Regions from separate parts of the Homo sapiens genome. Here region 1 is linked to region 2. A link is a loop called in an ENCODE intact Hi-C map of the cell type or tissue named here. Cell type or tissue: Caco-2. All regions are shown on one strand. Links, peaks and the distances in the headings refer to the core of each region. The heading gives the core; the rest is flanking DNA.

Region 1 (5,387 bases), core at 306-5,305, 180 kb before region 2:
TGGTTTGAAATGAATGTTCAGGAAAGACCTCTCTGACACAGTCACTTCGAAAAGAGACCGAAATGAGAAGATGAAGCCAGCCATTTACATTTGTAAACAAGGATATAGCACGTGCTAGGAAATATGGCCTTAGCTTGTTCAAGAAACAGACTAGAGAGTAGCCAGTAGGGCTGAGGCACTGTGAACAAGTGGTACGAAATGGGATTCCCAGAATGAGGTAAGGGCTAGATCAAGAAGAGTCACCCAGGCCAAAAGAGAGAGTATGGATTTTATTCCAAGTGTGATATAAAGTCCTGAATAGTCTTAAGGTTGATATCAGCCTTTGTGACTGCTTTGTGGACAATGGATGACAGGGAGACGAGGGTAGGAAAAGGAAGACCCAGCTAGGAGTCAACTGCTATAGTCCAGGTCAGATATGCTGGCGAGTTGGACCAGAGTAAAAAAAAAAATCTCAAGTTTTCTGTGAACTAAGGAATTATTTTGTATTAACATTATTTAACATTTGAGACTTTACTTGAACACTTTATAAAGCAGTGATCCTATATCAAGGATATGGTAAAACCTGAGTCTTCAAGGTTTAAAATGAGGTGACACTTAAGAGGGAAATACACTTTGAGGCTCCTCTCACAATTTGACTTCTAAAATGCCTACACCTCAGAGAAGCACCTTTTGAAGTCTACGCTACTTGAGTCCTTGTTCTAAAATCTGGCATTATTTCTCTTGTTTATTAAAAATCTAAGTGATACAAATTTTGTGCTGACCTTTTTCCATTATTTTGAGAAACATAGAATATCCTACTGTTCACAAATCAATAATCCTAGTTTGACTCAATTTTGTAAAATTCTCTCTCTCTCTCAGACACACATACATACACCAACACACAAAACAAACTATTAGGTTTCAAAGAATACTCACAAATGGTCCCTTTGCTAGAAGAAAAAGGTAAGTTGTGAGAAAAGCTTCCTTGAAGAACTTCCATCAGTTAGAGTGATAGAATATCCTGCAAGTATTCAAAGAGCAGAAATGATTTTCACATACTGTCACTCGGCAAGTTAATGTATGTGTAAAAAAGGAAATACCTATTCGCCAAGAAACAAAATCCTCTAAATTGCTACTGTCTTTGGCTATATTTTGAAGAATAAACCACAAAAATGAGCAATACCCAACAATTGATTTATGGCTTCTACTCACAAGCCATTCAAACCGCAGACATTCAGCATTAACTGCTACAGAGATAAATCTGGTCAACAACTTGATTGGCCTCTGGGAAACCATCGTGGTAACAGATGAAGGCCCTCTTTTGCCTCAGACTGAAGCAAGGTTGCAATGTTGAGATTAATTTTTATAGGCATATAATCTTCCTCTTTATTAAAGTTATTAATATTTTCTTTCACTGAAAGATACTACAATATTGTCTAAACTAATCTTAAACCAAGAGGCCTCATGGAGGGAGTCCAGGAAAGGTTTGAAAAAAATACATTAGGTCTCTTAAACTCTAATGTCATCTGTAAGTGCATTTCTTAGAGGCTAAGTCCCATTCCTTTTAAGTACACAAGAGTGTATGACTTGAAACACATAAAAACAACTGCCTTAAAACCAATAAAGCATCATGTTTTCTCTTTCCTTTTAGTCCTTCAAACTCCAAATTTTAAAAATAGATTCCATCCGGTGGAGGCAGCAAAACATTCTGTAGCTAAACATGACCTGAATAATTTTCAGAGGTCTAAGTAGAAAATCTTCATCTTGTATCCAAGACAAACAACAGGGCATGGGGTAATAGAGCAGTCCAGGGAGAAAAACATATCCAAAGAGCTGAAGCGTGTCACACCATTTGGAGGATTATAGGAAGTTTTTGCTTTCAAGGTGATTATAAAGCTTGTCTTTGGGGTGTATGTGCACTGTCTTTGGAGACCACTCCCCCTACCCTTAACACAGAGTGCTTCTAATTTCATGATCTTTAAATCAAGAAACAGCTATGTTTCAATGTTTGGATGCTGTCAGTTTCTGTGACATATTGTGTCAACATGGTGTCAAAAAATGTGGCAATTGGATAGACTAAATTTTTCTGTAACCTTGTGGTTCTTTTTGACACACACACGCACACACACACACACACAGACCCTCATAAACACACCTGTTCTATGAGTGATGGCATGTGCCAGTTCCAGGAGATAGTGTAGTGGGCTTACTAAGCCCATTATGCTATGCAGTTATAATTCAAATATCTACTCACTGTCCTTGGGAAGGCCTAATTCAGGCTGAGATATTAAATGTTCTGTTTACATGTTAGAATTCCTTCTGTAAGAAGGTTGTGTGTTCTTAAGAAATGATAATTGAGGTGATGGATATCTCAATTACCCTGATTTGATCATTACACATTGTATGCATGTATCAAAATATCACATGTACCCCATAAATATGCACAACTATTATGTATCAATAAAAAGAATTAACTTTTAAAAAGAATATTATTTGTTCTTAAAGTGTATGTGTCTTTTTTTTATTATACTTTAAGTTTTAGGGTACATGTGCACAATGTGCAGGTTAGTTACATATGTATGCATGTGCCATGCTGGTGTGCTGCACTCATTAACTCGTAATTTAGCATTAGGTATATCTCCTAATGCTATCCGTCCCCCCATGTGTCTTTTAAAAGTAGCTGCTTATTGATTAGGAGACCAAGCCACATCAGGAGGAACATGTAGACCTGACAGAAGAAATGCTGGAGGGTTAGTTTCAAAGAACTATTTTCTTTGAAGATTGTTCAATTTCCCCCTTAAGGTATCATTTTAGTTTGAATTAACCAGACAGAAAATAAAATGGTGAGTACTGTGATTACCTAATGTAAACATGGAAGGCCAGTTTACATTCTTTGAATGGAGATGGCTATTTCCCATGAAGAACATGAATGTCCTCATTTCTACAAGTCCTAGGGAAGAAAAAACAAAAGACAAGTCCCCCATTGAGGGAAATGAGGACTCTTTTTCCTTCTTCCTGAGCTCAAGAGAAAGTTGGGAGCCTATCTTCAAAGCAGCATAGAAACGACCAGAGCATCCATGTGGAGGGACATGAGGGTGGCCCCTGAAACATCGAGGCAAACCAAAGCCAAGGGAAGAGTCAGGGAAGGGAAAAGCCATAGGACAAAGACTCAAAATTATTGTTCAGAATCCAATCATATTCTCTGCGTTGTAGTTTCCTGCTGTTGTTTTCCAAACCTTGGTCTTAATTGTCCTTTGGGGAATTAATAGAGATGCCTGTTCCATTGTTAGGGTGAAACAGTACTGAGGAAGGAGATATGAAGGAGATGTCTGGTACAGTTGACAAGTGAAAACCATGTGGGAATCATAGAACATGTAAACAATCCCCTGGCATTCTCCGATATGCCTGGAGGGGGGATAAAATAAAAGACCAGACTTTCCACAGTCACTCAGGACAACAAGTCAGATTGTAGATATTTGAATATTAAAGGAAAAAGAGACCATAAAGAACTTGGTTATGTAAGCATATACTGGAGAGGGGAGTGCAACAAAGACTCTAGGGTTCAGTTACTACTAATGGCAGATTTCATCTCCTGAGCACCTACCCACCATACATCACACAGCTTCCATAAACTGCCTCATTCAGTCCTCACAAGAACATGATGGGTATTTTCTAATTGACAGAAAACAGTCTCAACCCACTTCATTGACTCTCTTACATTTAACTTTTCAAAATCCCAAACTGATAAAATCATTCAGTCGTGAAATGGAACCAGGCAATCTTTGGAGCTAGACACACCAGGCTCCACATTCTTGCTCTACCATTTATTAAATCAAGACTGTGGGCGATAGAATTAACCTACTCAGATGTGAGTTTTCTTTTCTGTAAAGAGACAGTAATAGAAGTACATTGTGTGGGTTACGTGAAATAACACCAGTATCCCTAAAAATGTACATTCCCTTTTCACTTCTTTCTTTACCTCCAAACCTTACATAAAGTGTTGTCTGTCACCTCTGGCAGTGCATCTCAAACTTCGGTAAGCACAGAAACCACCTGGCAACCTTCTTAAGATGCAGATTCTAGGTCAGCTGGTCTGAGATTCTGTATTTCTCACAAGCTCTCTGGTGGTGATGGTGCTGCTCATTTTCAGACCACACTTTGTGTGATGAGTACCTTTGGCATAGCTCTAAATGCCTTTCCCCAGAATTCACTGTTTGGTCCTAACCTGCTCTTCTACTGCCAGTACCTCTCCTTCCTCTCAGTCCTTGATTCCTGATTCCATTAGCCACTGTTGAAACATAGCTCATATTTCCACATCTGCTTTTATTATTATTATTATTAATCTTCCTATAATATTTCAAGATTCCAATACATCTGTTGTCTTCTTTCCTTGAAAATGCCCTAGTAACATTTAACAATCCCGTTCAAATGCTACTCTCAAAATGAGCCTTTTGATTTTACCACCAGCAGCAGCACAACCATGCAGAATCAAGCTTTTTCCCATGCTGCCAGAGCATTTTGATGCTTCTGGTAACATATGAAGCACATTTTATTATACTTAGTCACGTGTTTAACATATGCACTGGCCTTATACAAATATAGATGTCATGTCAAAAACCATGTCTGATTTGTATTTTATCTTCAACATACAATAGTACTTGGTACATAGTAGTTTCTTGATAAATGCTAATTGGAATAAATCAACTTTAACAAAATAGAGTAGCTGCCAAAAATGGGGCGGGGTGTGGGTAGTTACATCATAGGAAACACAATTTATTTATTATATTTAAAACAAGAAACATATTCAGTTTTGGCTCTAGATCTGGGTTACAGGTACACTGATTAACAAGAAAAATGATGAGGAGATGATGTCAAACTACCAGGGCTAATTGCAAATGAAAAGTATTCAGGTTGGAGAAGATGGGGTGCATAAAGGAATCCCATTGCCATCCTCAGATCCTTGAATGTGCATCACATAAAGATGAATTTAAACGGTTTTCTGTGGCACCAAGAGCTAGGACTTGAGCCGAAGGGTGTAAGCTATGTGAAACAGTGCTTGGCACACAGTAGGAAACCAATAATAACATTATTTGTGTCTATATAAGAAAAAGCTTTTAACAGAGATTTAGGAGGTAATTATTTGCCAATGCCAAGGCATATCAATCCAGAGTCAAGACAATTATTGATTAAGAAAGAGATTCAAGAACAAGAAAAAAGAAACTCTCATATGGCAACTTTTAAAGCTTCTTTCAACCTCAAGAGTCTAAAGTCATGAAGAGATGTCATTAGCAGGAGCTAACGATTTTTAATTTAATATCTTTTTGTCATTACCTGGTCATCAGATCAAGAGCACTATTTAGGGGTATTTATCTACCAGAGCTGTAAGTCAAGAAGTCACTGAAATTCAT
Region 2 (5,387 bases), core at 180-5,179:
GCTGTAATAGGACTGCCCATCCACTGAGACATAGTAAAGTATCATTAATTAATCTTTTCATCATTTTTCTATTTTTAGTCATGCTCCCTCACTGCTTAATTTGTAAGTAAATCTAAGATAAAAATCTATAGTCTCCTCGTATTTTCATATTTTCATAGCTAAATTGTTAAAGAGGCGATGGCAGTGTACTCATCAGGAGACTTGTTCTTGCCTCGAACATTAAAAGCCCAATTTAAGACTGGAGAATTTCTTCTTTGAGGGTTTTGTCCACCCATCATAAGAGATTTCAAACTATGTAATGAGTCATTTTACTTTTCCCCTTTTCTTATGGGGACAGCTTCTCTTTAATACACCGTGTGGTCTGCCCTCTTGGAGGTTGTGTCACCATTATCAGTAGACAAATGCTGCCATGTGTAAAAGGCTATGCCAGTTTCTGCAGTCCTGTAGTTTTGCCCCTCACTAGAACTTCAAGTTGCTTAACCTAATCAGGAATACGGGCATCTTTACATAGGAAGTGCACTTCTTCATCATATAGACATAGAGGTCAGGTATTATTATCTTTGGCTTCCTTTCTCAGAAATTCTTAAACATGAATGTCTGAATAAACATACAGAGAAGAGGTTGGGCGCTGTGGCTCATGCCTGTAATCCCAGCACTTTGTGAGGCCAAGGTAGGTGGATCACCTGAGGTCAAGAGTTCAAGACCAGCCTGACCAACATGGTGAAACCCTATCTCTACTAAAAAATACAAAAATTAGCTGGGCATGGTGGCGGGCGCCTGTAATCACAGCTACTCGGGAGGCTGAGGCAGGAGAATCGCTTGAACCCAGGAGGTGGAGGTTGCAGTGAGCCGAGATCATGCCATTGCACTCCAGCCTGGGCAACAGACCAAGATTCCATCTCAAAAAACAAACAAATAAACAAAATATAGAGAAGAACAGAACAAGAAGTGTTTTGAGTAGCAGAACACGACTCACACAGACATCTAATATTTAGTCAAATTGCTTTTATATAAAAGAAGGTATACATTGAAGAGCAACAGAGCCTACCTCTATGACTGACATTTTCAAAGAAAATGGCTAAGAATCACTTTGATGGCCAGGCACGGTGGCTCACACCTGTAATCCCGGATCTTTGGGAGGCCGAGGAGGGCAGATCACGAGGTTAAGAGATTGAGACCATCCTGGCCAACATGGTGAAACCCCGTCTCTACTAAAAATACAAAAATTAACTGGGCGTGGTGGCACGTGCCTCTAGTCCCAGCTATTCGGGAGGCTGAGGCAAGGGAATCACTTGAACCTGGGAGGCGGAGGTTGCAGTGAGCTGAGATCGTGCCACTGCACTCCAGCCTGGCGACAGAGCAAGACTCCGTCTCAAAGGAAAAAAAAAAAAGAATCACTTTGATTAGCAGAAACTATTTCACTTGCCATCATAGAAAGCTAAGCTATACTTCTGCTTTTCTACTACTAGCTTTATATAAATGTTATTTTTCTTGCAACATAAAAGAAAAATTGAGTCATATTGTTTTATTTAATTTTTCTTGAAGAACACATTAAATTAGCTCTCACACTGTGGTGTGGACTTCTTTCTGTTTTCCACCAGTGTTCTTCAGGGTGATTTTTCCAGTGGGCTTGATTAGGACTGTGTGGATCATTGTGATGCTTTGTTCTCAGTGGGGATTTTCCAGCAAAGATGAGCTTCATTAAACAATGACTGGGTTCATGGATTTATAATTGGAGTGATTTTCTTCAAACTGTAATAAATTTCAGTGTTACCTTTTTCTGAACGCCCTTTTTAAAAGGGATTCCATAGCAAGTCTTCTGGAATAATACCTTTTATATAATTCTTTAAAAACTGTAATTTTTACATACTGATTCCTGTTAAGGCAGATGTTATTGTATCAAGAAAAGACTCAAATTTTGAACATATTAAAAATAGTGTTTCTTCAGATCTGGTGGATAGGTGATGCTCAATATATATTTGTTTAATGGAATAAAAAAAGAAAAATATTAAAGATCCTAGGAAGAGAAATTAAGTTGCAGGGATATATTGCTTGTGTAACGTCTGTTTAGCATTGCAATTTTCTGAAGGGAAGGCTATCCACAACTGTTAATTCTGATCTAAGGAACTATTTCCCTTCTTAACTTCTTTGCTAGGTTATCTAAAGGGAGATATGCTTTCTCACATTTGTTTCCTTGAACTTACTTTTAATGTTGCCTTGTAGGGTCAAAACTTTAGAAATACAGCTTTCTCAGGAAACTTGGTCCTCAGATCTTTCAGACATTATCTTCCTTTAAGCTTATTGTCCTCTTGGGAATTGGCAAAGGATTCCCACCCTTTAAAAAGATAGGAAATTGTAAAATCCACACTTAAAAATTAATCTAAAATTATTTTTCAGGAAGAATTTATACAATGGCAACTAAATGCCCTGCAGCCAATTATGTTTATGATTCCTGCCTCATCTCCAAATGGTACTAGAGTTTGAGTCATATGAGAAAATTAATTGGGTTGGGCTTGATTGTACATGTATATGTATATAATAATGTTCTGGTTATAATGCAGTTTGCAGTTTTTCTAGTTACAGCTCAAGGCAAAGATGAGAAGCAACACCTATGGGCCTGACTGCCTCTGTCCAGTACTACCATGCCCCATCTCTAACTACTACATTTTTTCCTATTGAATTCTCCAGTCCATGTAGCATAAGTCCCTTCCTGAACTCAGTTTATTTTTCTAACCCTGGCTGCACGTTAGGATCACCTGCGAACTTCTAAAAGAATTCCAAAGCCTGAGCCAAGCACCTAGAAGTTCTGACTCATTGCCCTGGGGTAGGACTTTGGCATCATTATTGTTTTAAAAGATCCCCAGATGATTCCGATGTGGAACCATGTTGAGAAACACTAATCTAGCCTAACCCAGTGAGGTTACAAATGAAGAATTTCACCAGAGAGGTCAAAGTACTTGATTTCCCACAGCAAAGAAATTCCATTTACTGGGTTGAAAACTCCCATCTGTTGACTTTAAATCCAGCATAACAAATATGAGCAAGGTTTTAGAAGGTTTTGGAAACTCATCTGCAGAACAGAGCAAATACAGGCCTATCTAAAAGCATACCTCACAGTAAAGATGGTTAAAAACCAAAACCGGAGGAGGCAGAGTACTCTTGGTGGGGCTGGTAGTGGGGGGAATGGATGATTTTCCAAAAGAGAAAACACTTGACCTGGGTCTGAAAGGCTGGGTATGATTTAAGGCAGGCACTATTGTTCACTTGTTAGCCCCAGGGCCATGCTACTCCACTTCCTTCAAGGAAACAGAGGGAAGCCGGCAAGTGGCTGCCTGGGGTGTGTGTCCACACACCATATAGAGGCAGTTCTTCAGCTCTGTCAGCCATGGCCAAAGCAGGCAGTATTTGAACCACCTTGGACCACTCCTGAGGGGCAGCATCAGACACCAGGCATCCTTTCAGACACCATTCTTGGAGTCTCTTCCCTCCATCACGTAAACCTCACAGCCAACAGTGAAGGCACTGAACTCCTTCCAGGGGCTGAGCAGGCTGCCTTGGGCATGCTCTTCTTGACCTTAAAATCCACCTGATAGATCTGGTAGGGAGGTAGAAATTTTGGTGGTAGGAAAGCCAGCAATTATCAGGTCAAAGGGTTTCTGATAAAAGGAGTTATTCAGCAGAAAGGTAATCAGATTATGGGAGCCTTAAGTGCCAGTTTGGGCTAAATTCTCTGAGTCACTGGCAGATTGTAAGTAGGGGAATGACGTAATAAAACCACTGCAAAGCCAGGAGTTTGTGATGGGAAGATAGGAAATCCCTTTCTTTTTTTCCCACATGGGAAATAAAAATCTAAAGATGTGTGGGGAAGCTCCTTAGAGTGCCAGGACTTTCAGTATCCCCCAATTTATCATTAGGTTCTGTCCAGACCTCGTTCCGCACACAGTAGCCTAGAGACACCTCTGGAATAAGGTGTGACAAAAAACAAGGAAATAAATTTATTAATTTTGGAAAATGCCTTCTTTTTCCTAGGCCTCCCTCATAGACATTTTCCTGACAAGTCCCCACTTCAGGTTTCAGAAAGAGATGCACCATCGTTTGGAATTCTGAAGAAACTCAAGTTTCAATTGAGCTGAGTCTCAGTGGCATGTATTTTATTACATCTAATGCCATTTTAATGTACTTGAAACTGGGGAGATGAGGGCAATTGGTACACATGTGTAAACCACTACAAAAAGTTCACCTGAGTGTAGAAGGTAGCCAGTAGCCTAAAAACCCTGTATTTTGGAGGCTGTTACTTCATAATCTCTATTATGAAATTGGGAAAAATTATGTAATTATCTCTCTAAGATGGTCTTAGATCCACTGTTCAATAGAACTTTCTGCAGAGATGAAAATATCTTATACCTGGGCTGTGTTAAGGTTTAAGGACAGCACTGGTATAAGATATTTTCACCTTTGCAGGAAGTTCTATTGAACAGTGGGTCTGAGACCATCTTAGATGATACATGTGGCTTGAAACGTAGCAGGTGCAAATAAGGAACTGAATTTCAAATATAGATATATTTTTATTTCAGTTAACTTGAATTTAAATAGCCACAGGTGGCTCTTGGGTATCATAATGAATAGGGCAGTTATGGAGCATCATTAAAGTCCCCATTCTTCTCAAGTCCCAAAGAGGTCCGTTCAGGTAATTTCTTAGCACCTATAATCACAGTGGGACAGATTAAATTACTTGTACTTTTCCATTCCTGTGCTTTGGAATTATAGGCTGTTTCTTTGTCCTGGAAACCAGATAGTCTAATGTTTGTGGAAATACTACTTAGTAGTGCACTGCAATTATAATACTTTATTGTAGGAGGATGCAGCCAGGCCTTTTTTTTTTTTTTTTAATCATCTGTGTTTTTAGTTTTAATCTTAAAAGGATTATAAAAATAGTACTGCCTTGTGGGAGAAAAATATGCTTAAAGTCTATGAGCATGGAGTGGTAGGGATTATAAACCGTTACAAACTTCTCCTGGAAATTCTGGGGAAAGGGAAGTTAAAGCGGCCAATAGAAATCTCCTAGGAGAAAACTTGCCCTGAAGGGATGCTTTTAATTGGGTTCAGTATTTATCAGAAGAACCCTGCAAAAGTGGTTTCCCTGAAGGCATTTGGATTTTCCCCTGTGAATAAATTTCACCCACCTTGGTCACCTCTGTGCTGTATTCTCCTAGAAACTCACCTTTATTTGGCATGCTGTGACTTAAATCCTCCAAAAAAAAAAAAAAGCCTTTGAAAAAGCCTGTGGGTTTTTTTTTTTTTTTTTTTTTTTTTCTCTAAAATGTTAATTTCCTTTCTTTAGGCTTGTGTGGGCTTTGACTGGAAACTTAATCTGTGTGCCTGGGCTC

What was found. A loop is a pair of places that touch in the nucleus more often than their neighbours do. Peaks named below come from ENCODE experiments on the same cell type or tissue, not always from the same donor. Only the 100,000 strongest peaks of a DNase experiment are listed, where the experiment ranks them.
Region 1: a loop joins it to region 2, with 1.9 times the contacts of the local background. A loop is called at or near these places in 2 of 110 quality-filtered maps.

The regions. Positions count from the first base shown.
Region 1 is chr3:30,442,757-30,448,143 of GRCh38, forward strand. All of the region lies in intron 4 of LOC101927995 (a long non-coding RNA gene), which reads left to right. It overlaps LOC105377013 (a long non-coding RNA gene), which reads right to left. Exons shown (of 4, transcript XR_940683.2): 2 at 916-1,000. Among named protein-coding and RNA genes, the nearest start is that of LINC01985, 73 kb to the right of the region's middle. In Caco-2, for the core only: no CTCF peak of the experiment used is centred there; no DNase peak of the experiment used is centred there.
Region 2 is chr3:30,623,241-30,628,627 of GRCh38, forward strand. The region is part of intron 1 of TGFBR2 (transforming growth factor beta receptor 2); the gene reads left to right. It also overlaps the pseudogene KLHL25P1. Among named protein-coding and RNA genes, the nearest start is that of TGFBR2, 19 kb to the left of the region's middle. In Caco-2, for the core only: no CTCF peak of the experiment used is centred there; DNase peaks (open chromatin) are centred at 2,801 and 3,331.